Regions from separate parts of the Homo sapiens genome. Here region 1 is linked to region 2. Evidence: chromatin contacts called from ENCODE Hi-C or POLR2A ChIA-PET data. All regions are on one chromosome and are shown on one strand. Each heading gives the region's core, a stretch centred on a gene start or an enhancer-like site at or near the end of the contact. The rest is flanking DNA. Distances are from core to core; before and after follow the strand shown. Region 1 overlaps LOC124904635 (a long non-coding RNA gene). Region 2 holds the start of RAB11B (RAB11B, member RAS oncogene family).

Region 1 (6,606 bases), core at 877-3,376, 1.4 Mb after region 2:
AAGAATAGTGGCTAAAAACTCAATATGCAAAGATAATTGTCTTGTCTCTCTCTTTTTTTTTTTTTTTTTTTTTTTTTGACGGAGTCTTGCTCTGTCGCCCAGGCTGGAATGCAGTGGCTTGATCTTGGCTTGCTGCAACCTCCACCTCCCTGGTTCAAGCGATTCTCCTGCCTCAGGCCCCTGAGTAGCTGGGATTACAGGCGCATGCCACCACGCCCAGCTAATTTTTGTATGTTTTTAGTAGAGACGGGGCTTCGCCACGTTGGCAAGGCCGGTCTGGAACTCCTGACCTCAGGTATTCCGCTGGCCTCGGCATCCCAAAGTGCTGGGATTACAGGCGTGAGGCACCGCACCCGGCCGACTTGTCTCTTTTAACAGCAATATTACAACAGCAATAAAATAAGTAGAAATAAATACAACAAAAAAGTATGCAATATCTCTTCCGAGAAATTTGTAAACTACTATTGAAAGAAATCAAAGATGACCTAGATCAATGGATAGACCTTCCTTGTTGATGGATTAGAAGTTTCAATATAAAGACTTGAATTCTTCTTACTTAATATAGAAAGTTAACAAGTTTTCAGTCAAAATAACATGTTTGATGAGGAACCTGATCTACTTATAATAAAATGTATGTATGTGGAGGTACAAAATACTCCTGAAGAACTGTTGGCACTTACCCTACAGACATTAAGAAATAGAAAGACAGGGTCGGGCACGGTGGCTTACGCCTGTAATCCCAACACTTTGGGAGGCCGAGGCGGGCGGTTCACCAGGTCAGGAGATCGAGACCATCCTGGCTGACACGGTGAAACCCCGTCTCTACTAAAAATACAAAAAATAGCCGGGCGTGGTGGCAGGCACCTGTGGTCCCAGCTACTCAGGAGGCTGAGGCAGGAGAATGGCATGAACCCGGGAGGTGGAGCTTGCAGTGAGCAGAGATCGTGCCACTGCACTCCAGCCTGGGCGACAGAGCGAGACTCCGTCGCAAAAAAAAAGACAGTAATATTGGTGTAGTGGTAAATAAATTAAACCAATAAATAGAATAGAAAGCCCCAAAATACACCCTTATGAATGAGGTGTGTTCTTGGCCATTATGAATAATGCTGCTATAAACGTGGGTGGTCAAATATCTTTTTGAGAGCCTGTTTTCCATTCTTTTAGATATATACCCAGAAGTGGGATTGCTAGACCATGTGATAATACCAATTTTAATTTTTTGAACCACTGCCATACTGGTTTTCATAGCTGCTGCACCGTTTTATAGTCTCACTAACAGTGCACAGGTGGGCCAGGTGTGCTGGTTTTCATGCCTGTAATCCCAGCACTTTGGGAGGCTGAGGTGGATGGATCACCTGAATTCAGGAGGTCAGGACCAGCCTGGCTACATGGTGAAACCCTGTGTCTATTAAAAATACAAAAGAATTAGCTGGGTGTGTTGAGTCCCAGCTACTTGGGAGACTAAGGCAGGAGAATCGCTTGAACCCAGGAGGTGGAGGTTGCAGTGAGCCGAGATCTCGCCAGTGCACTCCAGCCTGGGCAACAGAGCAAGACTCTGTCTCAAAAAAAAAAAAAAAAAAAAAAAAAAAAAGAATTCACAACACAATGACTGTGTTAACAATGTTGTTGAAGTTCATCCTAAGTTTGGTAATTGGGGTGGCCATTTGTGTTAACTAATTGCCTTTATCCAAATGAAAAATAAAAATTCTTATATCCTTTTGGCAAGCAGGCAGTTTTAGCTTATAAGCAGGTGCCTAAGGAAATAGAAGTGTGCTACTGATGCAGGTAAGTGCCATCATTGGGGATTCACCCAGGAAAGAATTCAACTGGTGGTGCTACACAAGGATCTTTCATTCACTCAGAGTTGCTTTTTCCAGAGTACAGCTAAAACCTATGCAGTGTGCCCAGAATCAGCATTTTGTGCTGTTGGCTAGCTATAGTTATACTCACTTTTAATTACATGCAAATTAAGGGGTGTGCCATGCAGAACTTTCTAGAAAGGAGGCTATAACTTCCAGGTGATTGTTGTGGAAGTGAATGGTAACTTTCATGTTGTTGCCATGGTACTTATCAACTGTCATGGCTCTGGTAGGAGTGTCTTACCCTAACAAGCAAGGAGAGCAACTAGAGATGGCTTTTGGTGCCATCTGCTGGTTCCCGGTGGCTTCTTCACTTTATCCTGTTGGGACCAGGAAACAAAGTAAGTCCTACCCAGTCTCCTACCTCACTATGGTCTGAAGGTTGTATGTTGTGTGTGTCCTGCCTCCACACCACCACTCCGCAAAGCCAAATGCTTAAATCCTAACCGCAGAAGTGATGAAATTAGGATATGAGGCCTTAGGGAGGTGATTAGATCATGAGGGCGGGGCCTTCGTTAATGGATTTACTAGCAAGTTTGTCCAAGTCGCCTTATTTTGTTGTTGTTGTCTTGTTTTGTTTTGTTTTAGACTTGTAGCAGCCTGAAGCCATGGTTTTTAGTTTCTGTTTCTAGTGATAAGTGGAAAAGAGGGATGAGGAAGAGGCTTTGCAGGCCCAACCAGAAACAAAAACTAACAACCCATAACTGTATTCTTGAACACCCCTGTATGGGATTGGCCGTGGAGACTTTCTCACCCCTTCTATCATGTGATTATGAGGTATGAGGTAGGAAATGTCTTTGTGTTTAAGGAGGGACTGTTCTGAACGTCCATGCTGATTCCCACTGAAGACGTTAAACTCTAGAGTCTGTGGGAAAAGGAAGAAGCTTAATTGAATGTCTTTCTTTTTTCTTTCTTTTTTTTTTTTTTTTTTTTGAAGCTGAGTCTCACTCTGTTGCCCAGGCTGGAGTGCAGTGGCGCGATCTCGGCTCACTGCAACCTCCACCTCCGGGTTCAAGTGATTCTCCTTCCTCAGCCTCCCGAGTAGCTGGGATTACAGGTGCATGCCACCACACCTGGCTAATTTTTTATTTTTAGTAGAGATGGAGTTTCACCATGTTGGCCAGGCTGGTCTCAAACTCCTGACCTCATGTGATCTGCCCGTCTCAGCCTCCCAAAGTGCTGGGATTACAGGGGTGAGCCACCGCGCACGACCTGAATGTCTTTTTTTTTTTTTTTTTGAGACGGAGTCTCACTCTGTCACCCAGGCTGGAGTGCAGTGGCGCGATATCGGCTCACTGCAACCTCCGCCTCCCAGGTTCAAGCGATTCTCCTGCCTGAGCCTCCCGAGTAGCTGGGACTACATGCACCTGCCACCACGCCCAGCTAATCTTTTGTGTTTTGTTTTTAGTAGAGACGGGGTTTCACTGTGTTAGCCAGGATGGTCTCGATCTGCTCACCTCGTGATCCACCCGCCTCGGTCTCCCAAAGTGCTGGGATTACAGGCGTGAGCCACCGCGCCTAGCTGAATGTCTTTCTTACGAGCCCTGGGTACTGGGCTTGAAACCACCTTTGCAAAAATTATAACTGAGAAACTGATTACAGGGAAAGAGATCTGACCAAACTAACTGCATCTTGCTTCTAACCTCCACACTGTCCTTGTTCATTCCTGGACATAGGCCAAACTAAGTTTGGGATGAACTTAGTTTATAGTTTAACTTTGAAACAAAAACAACAATAATGCTTTCCCAAAACAAACCTCCTTTTCCCTGGAGACTAGACTGCCTTTGCAGGACTAACACATTAGCCACAGATAAGGAATTATGGTTTAGGAGTCATGCAGCTGGTGGGTGCAATATTCTGGACCTCCCCAAATTGCTCCTGGGGATAAAATCACTATCGTAAAACCTAGAATCAGTGCTTGAGATATTTTGCAGACCCTGTGTTTCAGTGCACAAGTTGAGGCCACCTAGATGGATAAACCGGCTCATCTGGTCTTGTGGTTCCCACCCAGGAACTGACTCAGAGCAACAGGACAGGTTCCACTCCCTGTGATTTCATCTCAGACTCAACCAATCAGCACTTCCCACTTTCAGACCCCCTATTATCCTTAAAATTATCTCAAATTATCCTTAAAAACCACGATCTCAGGCCAGGTGCGGTGGATCACGCCTGTAATCCCAGCACATTGGGAGGCCAAGGCAGGTGGATCACCTGAGGTCAGGAGTTCAAGACCAGCCTGGCCAACATGGTGAAACCCCGTCTCTACTAAAAAAAACAAATAGAAAAATTAGCCAGGCGTGGTGGCGGCCACCTGTAATCCCAGCTACTCGGGAGGCTGAGGCAGGAGAATCTCTTAAACCCAGGAGGAAGAGGTTACAGTGAGCTGAGGTGGCGCCATTACACTCTAGCTTGGGTGACAAGAGCGAAACTCTGTCTCAAAACAAACAAACAAACCCCCTGATCCCAGAGTTTTCAGGGAGACTGATCTGAATAATAGTAAAATTTTGGTCTCCTGTACGGCTAGCTGGCTCTGCATGAATGAAACTCTTTCTTTATTGCAATTTCCTGTATTGGTAAATCAGCTCTAGGCAGTTAGGCGGTTACAAGCTTGGTAACTCATGCCTATAATCCCACACTTTGGGAGCCCACGGCAGGAGGATCGATTGAGGCCAGGAGTTAGAGCCAAGCTTGGGCAACATAGTGACATCCCATCTCTACAAAAAGAAAAAAAAATAGCTGACTGTGGTGGTGGGCGCCTGTAGTCCCAGCTACTGAGGAGGCTGAGGTGGAAGAATCACCTGAGTCCAGGAGTTCCATGCTGCGGTGAGCTATGATTGTGCCATTGCACACCAGTCTGGGTGACAGAGTGAGACTGTCTCTAAAAAAAAGGAAAAAAAAAGAAAGAAAATCCATCAGCAGATAGCTCTTGGATCTACCTTCACTTTAGCCTCAGACCATGCCACAACCCCTCTGTTCTCCCCTGCTACCAACTTTCCAAACCACTTTCTTCTCATCGGGATTATTGCCTTAACTTTCCAATTACGCTCCCTGATTCTACCTTTGATTCCCAAGAGTTGTACAAATGACAGACAGATATTCTTAAAATATATATCAGATAATATTGCTCCAGTAGCTCAGACCCTTCTATGACTTTGCATTGCACTCATAGTAAAACCCAAAATGTTTAGTTGTTCTCATGGCCCCATATGATCTGACTGATAATTGACTTCCTTCCTGCTAGTCTCCATCCTACCCAACTCACTTAAACCATTTCAGACACAGGGCTTCTGCTGTTACAGAAGCATTGTCCTGCCTTCCTGCCTCAGGGCCCTTGCACTTGCTGTTCTGTCTTTCCTCAGAAATTGACAGACATCCCCTAAATTCCTTCAGTCATTTCCTGGAGATGAAGTGGAAATACTGTGTGTAGATGACTCTGAGTCCCAGTTTTCTCATCTGTCAAACTGTTGTTCCATCCCCATCCCAGCTTGGAAAAGGCTTTTTTTTTTTTTTTTTTTTTTTTTTGCTGGCCCCTTGCTCTGTTGCCCAGACTGGAGTGCAGTGGCACGATCTCAGATCACTGCAACTTGAACCCTCGTGAGTTCAAGCAATTCTTATGCCTCAGCCACAGGAATAGCTGAGATTACAGGCGAGCACCACCACACCAGCTAATTTTTGTACTTTTTTTTTTTTTGAGATTGAGTTTTGCTCTTGTTGCCCAGGCTGGAGTGCAATGGCACTATCTCGGCTCACTGCAACCTCTGCCTCCTGGGTTCAGGCGATTCTCCTGCCTCAGCCTCCCAAGTAGCTGGGATTACAGGGGCCCACCAACACACCTGGCAAATTTTTTGTATTTTTAGTAGAGATGGGGTTTCTTTTTTTTTTTTTTTTTTTTTTTTTTGAGATGGAGTTTCACTTTGTCGCCCAGGCTGGAGTGCAGTGGCGCGATCTCGGCTCACTGCAAGCTCCGCCTCCCAGGTTCACACCACTCTCCTGCCTCAGCTTCCTGAGTAGCTGGGACTACAGGCGCCCGCCACCACGCCCAGGTAATTTTTTTGTATTTTTAGTACAGACGGGATTTCACTGTGTTAGCCAGGATGGTCTCAATCTCCTGACCTCGTGATCCGAGCACCTTGGCCTCCCAAAGTGCTGGGATTACAGGCGTGAGTCACTGCACCCGGCCAAGATGGGGTTTTATCATGTTGACCAGGCTGGTCTTGAACTCCTGACCTCAGGTGATCCACCTGCCTCAGCCTCCCAAAGTGCTAGGATTATAGGTGTGAGCCACTGTGCCCAGCCAATTTTCGTACTTTTAGTAGAGACGAGGTTTGACCATGTTTGCCAGGCTGGTCTGGAACTCCTGACTTCAGGTTATCCGTCCACCTCAGCCTCCCAAAGTGCTGGGATTACAGGTATGATGAAAATGCTTTTTCAAGTGATAACTTTCCAATAGGGAAGGAAGGTTTAAAGGTAAGTTTCAAAAAGCACCTGCTTGAGATGAAATGTAATACCATAGGTCTCCAGAAGACAACAGCGCATCACTTGGTTTGCCTTATAAATCCTTAATTCTCAAAACACAGGAATTAAGAGAAACAGCGAACATTTGTAGACCTCTTCACCCTTCGTTAGGGGGAAAGTGAAAATAACTATTTGCTGGGCATCTCTTGTTCTTTTCTATTTTTATTATTTTAATTGATGTCCCATTCCAGGATGTTGGGCATCTATTGTTTCATCTGGACACTATTTTATA
Region 2 (6,329 bases), core at 2,515-5,014:
ACCAATCAGCACTCTGTGTCTAGCTAAAGGTTTGTAAATGCACCAATCAGCACTCTGTCAAAACGGACCAATCAGCACTCTGTAAAACGGACCAATCAGCACTCTGTAAAGTGGACCAATCAGCTCTCTGTAAAATGGACCAATCAGCAGGATGTAGGTGGGGCCAAATAAGGGAATAAAAGCAGGACACCGCAGCCAGCAGCGGCAACGTGCTTGGGTCCCCTTCCATGCTGTGGAAACTTTGTTCTTTCACTCTTCCCAGTAAATCCTGCTGCTGCTCACTCTTTGGGTGCGCACTGCCTTTATGAGCTGTAACACTCACCGCAAAGGTCTGCAGTTTCACTCCTGAAGTCAGCGAGACCAAAAGCCCACCAGAAGCAAGAAACTCTAGACATGTCTGAATATCAGAAGGAACAAACTCTGGACACACCATCTTTCAGAACCGTAACACTCACCGGAGGGTCTGTGGCTTCATTCTTGGAGTCAGCAAGACCAAGAACCCACCAATCTGGACACAGGATGTGTTATACAAAACTTATAGGAGGCTATTACTTTGGACTGACTTCCTACACCAGGCCCAACAAACTAAACCAAAATGGAGTCACTCATGCTAAAGTTTTACGTGATCAAAAAGAAACTAAGTTGTTTATCTGACCTTCTACAAAATCAGGAGAGAGAGAGATGGGATAGCCAAGTCTCCCACCAGGTCAGTTTTAGCCATCATGATAAGGATGTCCTCTCTGCTTTAACCTTTACAAGAAAAGTAACTTTGGGCTGAGTGCGGTGGTGGCTCATGCCTGTAATCCCAGCACTTTGGGAGGCCAAGGCAGGAGGATTGCTTGAGTTCAGGAGTTCAAATCCAGCCTGGCCAACAAGGCAAGACCCTGTCTCTGGAAAAAAAAAATTAGCTGGGCATGGTGGCACACACCTGTGATCCTAGCTCCTCAGGAGGCTGAGGTGGGAAGATTGCTTGATCCCAGGAAGTTGAGGTTGCAGTGAGCTATGATCGCACCACTGCACTCCAGCCTGGGTGACAGAGCAAGACTCAGACTCCAAAAGGAAACTTTAAAATGACCAATCCAAGTTTTCTTTTCTTTTTTTCTTTTTTTTTGAGTCGGAGTTTTGCTCTGCTCTCCCAGGCTGGAGTGCAATGGTGTGATCTTCGCTCACTGCAACCTCCGCCTCCCTGGTTCAAGTGATTCTCCTGCCTCAACCTCCTGAGTAGCTGGGATTACAGGCACCTGCCACCGCGCCCGGCTAATATTTTTGTATTGTTAGTAGAGATAGGGTTTCATCATCATTATCATGTTGGTCAAGCTGGTCTCGAACTCCTGACCTCGGGTGATCTGCCTGCCTCGGCCTCCAAAGTGCTGGGATTACAGGCATGAGCCACTGCACCTGACCTCCACGTTTTATTTTCTGTTTGTGCTTTACTTGGCCCTTTTTCTGCCTGTAAAACCAACCTACCTGCTCAGCTCATGGGAAAATTAGTTTCATTTTGTGAAATGAAGTGTTGCCCGATTGTAGAATTGCAAATAAAATCAATTAAGATCTTTAAACTAAATGTGTTGTAATTTTGTTTTTTTGACAGATGCCCAATGAACACCCTGGGAATGAGATCCAAGAGGCGATAATGGCATCTGCTCTAATAACTAGTACATTGACTCTAGGCTTAGATTATTCACCACTGAATAAATAAACGTATTTATTCAGCAGTGGGGAACTTACAGCAATGATGGGGACAGATACAGTCCCTGATGTCATCAGGCTGATATGCTGCTGACAGAGGACAAAAAACAAACAGATCAATGGGTCAGGAAAGCAAGGCTTTTTTTTTTTTGAGACAGGGTCTTGCTCTGTTACCCAAGCTGGAGTGCAGTGGGGTGATCATGGCTCACTGCAGCCTCGATTTCCCAGGCTCGAATGATCCTCCCGCCTTGGCCTCCCAAGTATCTGGGACCCTGGCATGATGCACCACATCTGGCTAATTTTTGTTGTTGTTCTTTTCTTTTTTTTCCTTTTCTCTTTTTTTTCCTTTTTTTCTTTTTTTTTTTTTTTTTTTGAGAGACTGGGTTTTGACATGTTGCCTAGGCTGGTCTCTAGCTCCTGGCCTCAAGTGATCCTCCCACCTCAGCCTCCTCAAAGGGCATGTTTTTAGGCATAAGCCACCGCAGCCAGCCAAAACAAACAAACAAAAAGTAACGTATACTTTGTGTTAATAATTTTGCATAGTATATTGAAAATTTGCCAAGAAAGTACATTTTAGATACTCTCACTACACACACAGTTAATTATGGAAGGCAATGGATAGGTTAATTGCTTAACTCTCATAATTGGCCATGTGTGGTGAAAATGCCTGTAATCCCAGCACTTTGGGAGGCCAAGGTGGGCGAATCACCTGAGGTCAGGAGTTCGAGATCAGCCTGACCAACATGGAGAAACCCCGTCTCTACTAAAAATACAAAAAAATTAGCCAAGCATGGTGGTGCATGCCTGTAATCCCAGCTATTCGGGAGGCTGAGGCATGAGAATCGCTTGAACCCGGGAGGCAGAGGCTGCAGTGAGCCGAGAGCACACCATTGCACTTCAGCCTGGGCAACGACAGCAAAACTCCGTCTCAAAAAAAAAAAAAAAAACTGTCATAATTATTATTTCACTGGGTACATGTGTATCAAAACACACGCTGTACACCCTAAATATATAAAACAAACACATACTGTATTGTCAGGTAGTGATAAATCCTATCACTACCTGACAATACAGCAGTATGTGTTTTATTTTCTATATTACCTATTTTTATATTTTACCTATGTGGCAAAATATAGGACAAAAGAGGGGTAGTGGTAGGAGGTCCTGTTGGAGAGCATTGGTATCCAGTAAGGATTTAAAAGTATTTATTTAACAAAGAATAGCAGAAAGTGGACGGTTGATTCACACTTGGTGCAATCTCGGCTCACTGCAACCTCCACCTCCCAGGTTCAAGCGATTCTCCTGCCTCAACCTCCTGAGTAGCTGGGTTTACAGGCACCAGCGACCACGCCCGACTAATTTTTGTATTTTTAGTAGAAACGGGGTTTCACCATGTTGGTCAGGCTGGTCTCGAACTCCTGACCTCGTGATCCGCCAGCCTCGGCCTCCCAAAGTCCTGGAATTACAGGCGTGAGCCACCGCGCCTGGCTGATCTGGTTATTTTCAAAAGATTCCATGAGACGGGTTTCTTCAGTTTACAGAGGAGGAAACTGAGGCACAGAAGGATAACCCAGTGAGTCCCAATATAGAGATGGAGACTGCAACCGAGAAAGGGGACCCAGCGCTGAGGTCCCCGGAAATGGTCATTTATGGGCTTGGGGGGCGACCAGGGCAGCGCGCGCTGACCTATGACGTCATCGGGACGTTAAGCATCGTAGCATTACCTGGACGTAGCCCCATTTCTCTTCCCGGACAGGTCCTCTGATAGTCGGGTAGGTTCTCAATCAAGCCTCTCATTAGTTATTTGGTCTGTCAATCCATTTCATTCCTGCAGTCTTCCGCCCCGCCCTCTTGAGCTCGCCCCTGATAGGCTGGCGCGTCCGTCACTTCAAAAAGGTCCGCATTCCTTCCGCCTTTCTCCAGGACACCGAGGGCGAGGAGGGTGGTACCAAGCGGCGCCCACCCTCAGAGCACTACTTCCATCTCTGATTGGCTTCGCTGGGTGCCCGTCGCTACTCCACTCGCCGCTGATAGGCCATTCAACCGCCGCTCTGCGCGGCGCCGGCTCCGCCCCCGTCGGGTGTTTGTGGTGGGGCTGCGGAGTCGCCGATCCCGCCGGAAGCGCCAGGACAATGGGGACCCGGGACGACGAGTACGACTACCTATTCAAAGGTGCGGCCGGTGGGGCACAGACGGGCGAAGTCGTGGCGGCGAGGCGGCGGGCAGACGGGCCAAGGCCGCGCTCCAGGCCGCTGGGCCCAGGCCGGAGCCCGGGGCTTGGGGCCCGGCGGGTCAGGCAGCCGGGAAGGCCGGAGCCGACCGGGCAGCATCAGCTTCGGGCTAGGATGCGCGGCTATACGGAGCCGGAGGCCCGGAGAGACCTGGGGGACCTAGGACGCGCCGGGGCGGGGCCAGAGCCTAGAGGGGGTGGGGCCCGGAGCGGTGGGAGAGGCTGTTAGGGCGGGGCCTCCGCAGGGGGTGGAGCTTTCCCAAGATTTGGCGGGCCGGGCTGGGCTGAAAGCGTGATTCGGGATGGGGGCGGGGTTTTTAGGGGCGGGGCTAAGGCGTGATGGGCGTGACCAATAGGTGGGTTGGGCCTGGGCAAACGGAGGCGGGGCTCTCACGAGGCTTGTCCTGATTGGGGCAGCGTGTTTGGGGGTGGGGCCCGGGAGAGGCGGGGCAGGCAATGGGGGCTGGGCCGAGATGAGGGCCTGGGGGTGAGGTGTGTGGTGGTGGGAGCCTTGGATTGGGGTGCAAAGCTGGGATTGAGTGGAAAGGCACCCGTGTGTGCAGCAAGAATTCCATCTCTTCACTCAGAACTCTCAACAGTGCTAAGCCAGTACTTGCACTTTTCTGAGCACTTTACCCGAATTAACTAAAATCCTCACTGCAGCCCTTTGAGGTTGATACTAACCAGCCTCTCTTTTTACACGTTGGGAAACTGAGGCCCAGAGTGACAAAGACACAGTTTATAAGTGTTGGAACCCGATTGAGCCCAGGCCACCTGTAGGCCTTACCACTTAGGAAGCGTGTCTTAGGGGGCTTGTGGCCAGCATCTGGGACTTTGGGTTGTTGGACCAACTTCTTCCAACACGTGCGCACTGATGGCCGGGGCCCCAGCCAGCCTGCTGGAGGGTCTTCCCCGCCCGAGGGACTGAGGGGGCTCTAGGAGCATCACATAAGGCCTAGGTAGATCAGGCAGCCATTGCCCATTTAGGGACAGCTGGAGGAAGCCGGAGTCCCTTGTTTCTCAGCTGAGCCTTCTGTGCCCAGCTACACTTTGGCCTAGTGGTCTGCCCTGGTTGCTGGGCTCCCTGGCTGACAATGGCAGCCCTTGAGGGCTAACCCCTGGATCCAAGGTGCCTTCACCCTGCGGCCTGCTCTATGAGGGCCTGCGTCGCACATCAGCTGTTGGTATCCTCACCTCGCTGAGCCGTTCCTCCGAGTGTGCTCTGTGGCTTGCACCAGGCCTAGCTGGGCCTTGTGTCTGGTCTCATCCAGCGTCTTCTGATTGTGGGGAATGAGGCAGAGGTCTCCCCACCTGGGCTGTCCGTGTGGCGAAAGCCTTCCGGGGGGAGGGAGAGGAAGTGCCTCTACAAGGGCCTAGAGTCGTCCTGTGGCACTGAGGGCTCTGGCAGCTGCACACAGGTTGATAATGTCACTGGTGGGTGAGGCTCTGTGGTCAGCAGGTGCCCGGCCCAAGGTCTCGCCCCTCGTGGCAGGAGGAAGCTTTGGAAGGGTTTTGGAGACTGGGATTCTAAGGGGCCGTCTGGAGACAGGGGGACTAAACTTTGGGTCCTGCTGATCGGGTGCCATCTCCACTCAGCCCACCGTGAGGCAGCTGCTCCCAGGTCCTGGCTGGGCACCCACCCAGACGTGGCACTGCCAGGGCAGGGGTGTTGCTCCCCACATGCCCCATCCAGGTTTCTGTGGTTATCCCCTGCTTGTTATTTTTGCCCTTTTGCTGTGTTAAATGACCCAGCTCCGAGTGCTTGCTCAAGTCATGGTTTTGCCCTTTAGATTATTTCCTTGAAGTGCGTTCCCAGCAGAACAGTTACTGGGTCAGGAGCAATGGAGAGGCTGTGTGGTTCCCGGGACTTGTCTGCAGAGACTGCTTCCTGGAAACACTGATTTAGCTTCTGCGGCATCTGGCATTTGGCGGGCAGGCGGTGTGGGGTGGGGGGGGGCGGTGCCTGCCCTGCTGCCCTCCCCACACTGGCCTCCTTTTACTGAGTCTAGCAGGTGCCCTGCTGACCTTCTCAAGCTAGTTGGTAGCAAAAATCTAACCCACAAGTTCAGCTTTTCCCAAACTGGTCATCTGCCGTCTCACCTTCACAGCTGTGCCTCATCAGAGGACCTCCTCTATTCTCTTTCAATATTTTTCTTTTCCTTTTTCTTTTCTTTTTTTTTTTTTTTTTTTTTTGAGACAGAATTTTACTCTAGTCACCCAGCCTGGAGTGCAGTGGCGCAATCTCGGCTCACTGCAGCCTCCGTCTCCCGGGTTCAAACGATTCTCCTGCCTCAGCCTCCCGAGTAGCTGGGATTACAAGCACCCACCACACCCGGCTAATTTTTGTATTTTAGTAGATACGGGGTTTCACCATGTTGGCCAGCTGATCTTGAACTCCTGACCTCAGGTG

What was found. Hi-C counts contacts between places; a loop is a spot of excess contacts on that map. ChIA-PET counts read pairs that join two places held with the same protein, here RNA polymerase II (POLR2A). Pooled maps may share reads with other maps.
Region 1: a pooled map shows a loop between it and region 2 (4-fold over the local background). The contact joins the enhancer-like site here to the promoter of RAB11B in region 2. A Hi-C loop is called at or near these places in 1 of 37 single-sample maps with no recorded cell type and 6 of 50 pooled maps. POLR2A ChIA-PET finds 5 or more read pairs at or near these places in 1 of 52 experiments (GM10248).

The regions. Positions count from the first base shown.
Region 1 is chr19:9,794,210-9,800,815 of GRCh38, forward strand. The region is part of intron 2 of LOC124904635 (a long non-coding RNA gene); the gene reads left to right. Among named protein-coding and RNA genes, the nearest start is that of FBXL12, 22 kb to the right of the region's middle. RefSeq lists a silencer at 2,064-2,253. Within about 2 kb of position 2,127, at least 3 of the 41 ENCODE cell types and tissues checked have a DNase peak (open chromatin) inside an H3K27ac peak, as active enhancers do.
Region 2 is chr19:8,386,596-8,392,924 of GRCh38, forward strand. RAB11B (RAB11B, member RAS oncogene family) reads left to right here and starts at 3,765. Exons shown (of 5, transcript NM_004218.4): 1 at 3,765-3,861. The coding sequence starts at 3,822. It overlaps RAB11B-AS1 (RAB11B antisense RNA 1), which reads right to left and starts at 4,096. Exons shown (of 3, transcript NR_038237.1): 1 at 3,414-4,096. MIR4999 (microRNA 4999) reads right to left here and starts at 2,785; the gene lies at 2,695-2,785. LOC124904632 (a long non-coding RNA gene) reads left to right here. Exons shown (of 2, transcript XR_007067128.1): 2 at 1-1,564. RefSeq lists silencers at 3,397-3,678, 3,898-4,157 and an enhancer at 3,428-3,627.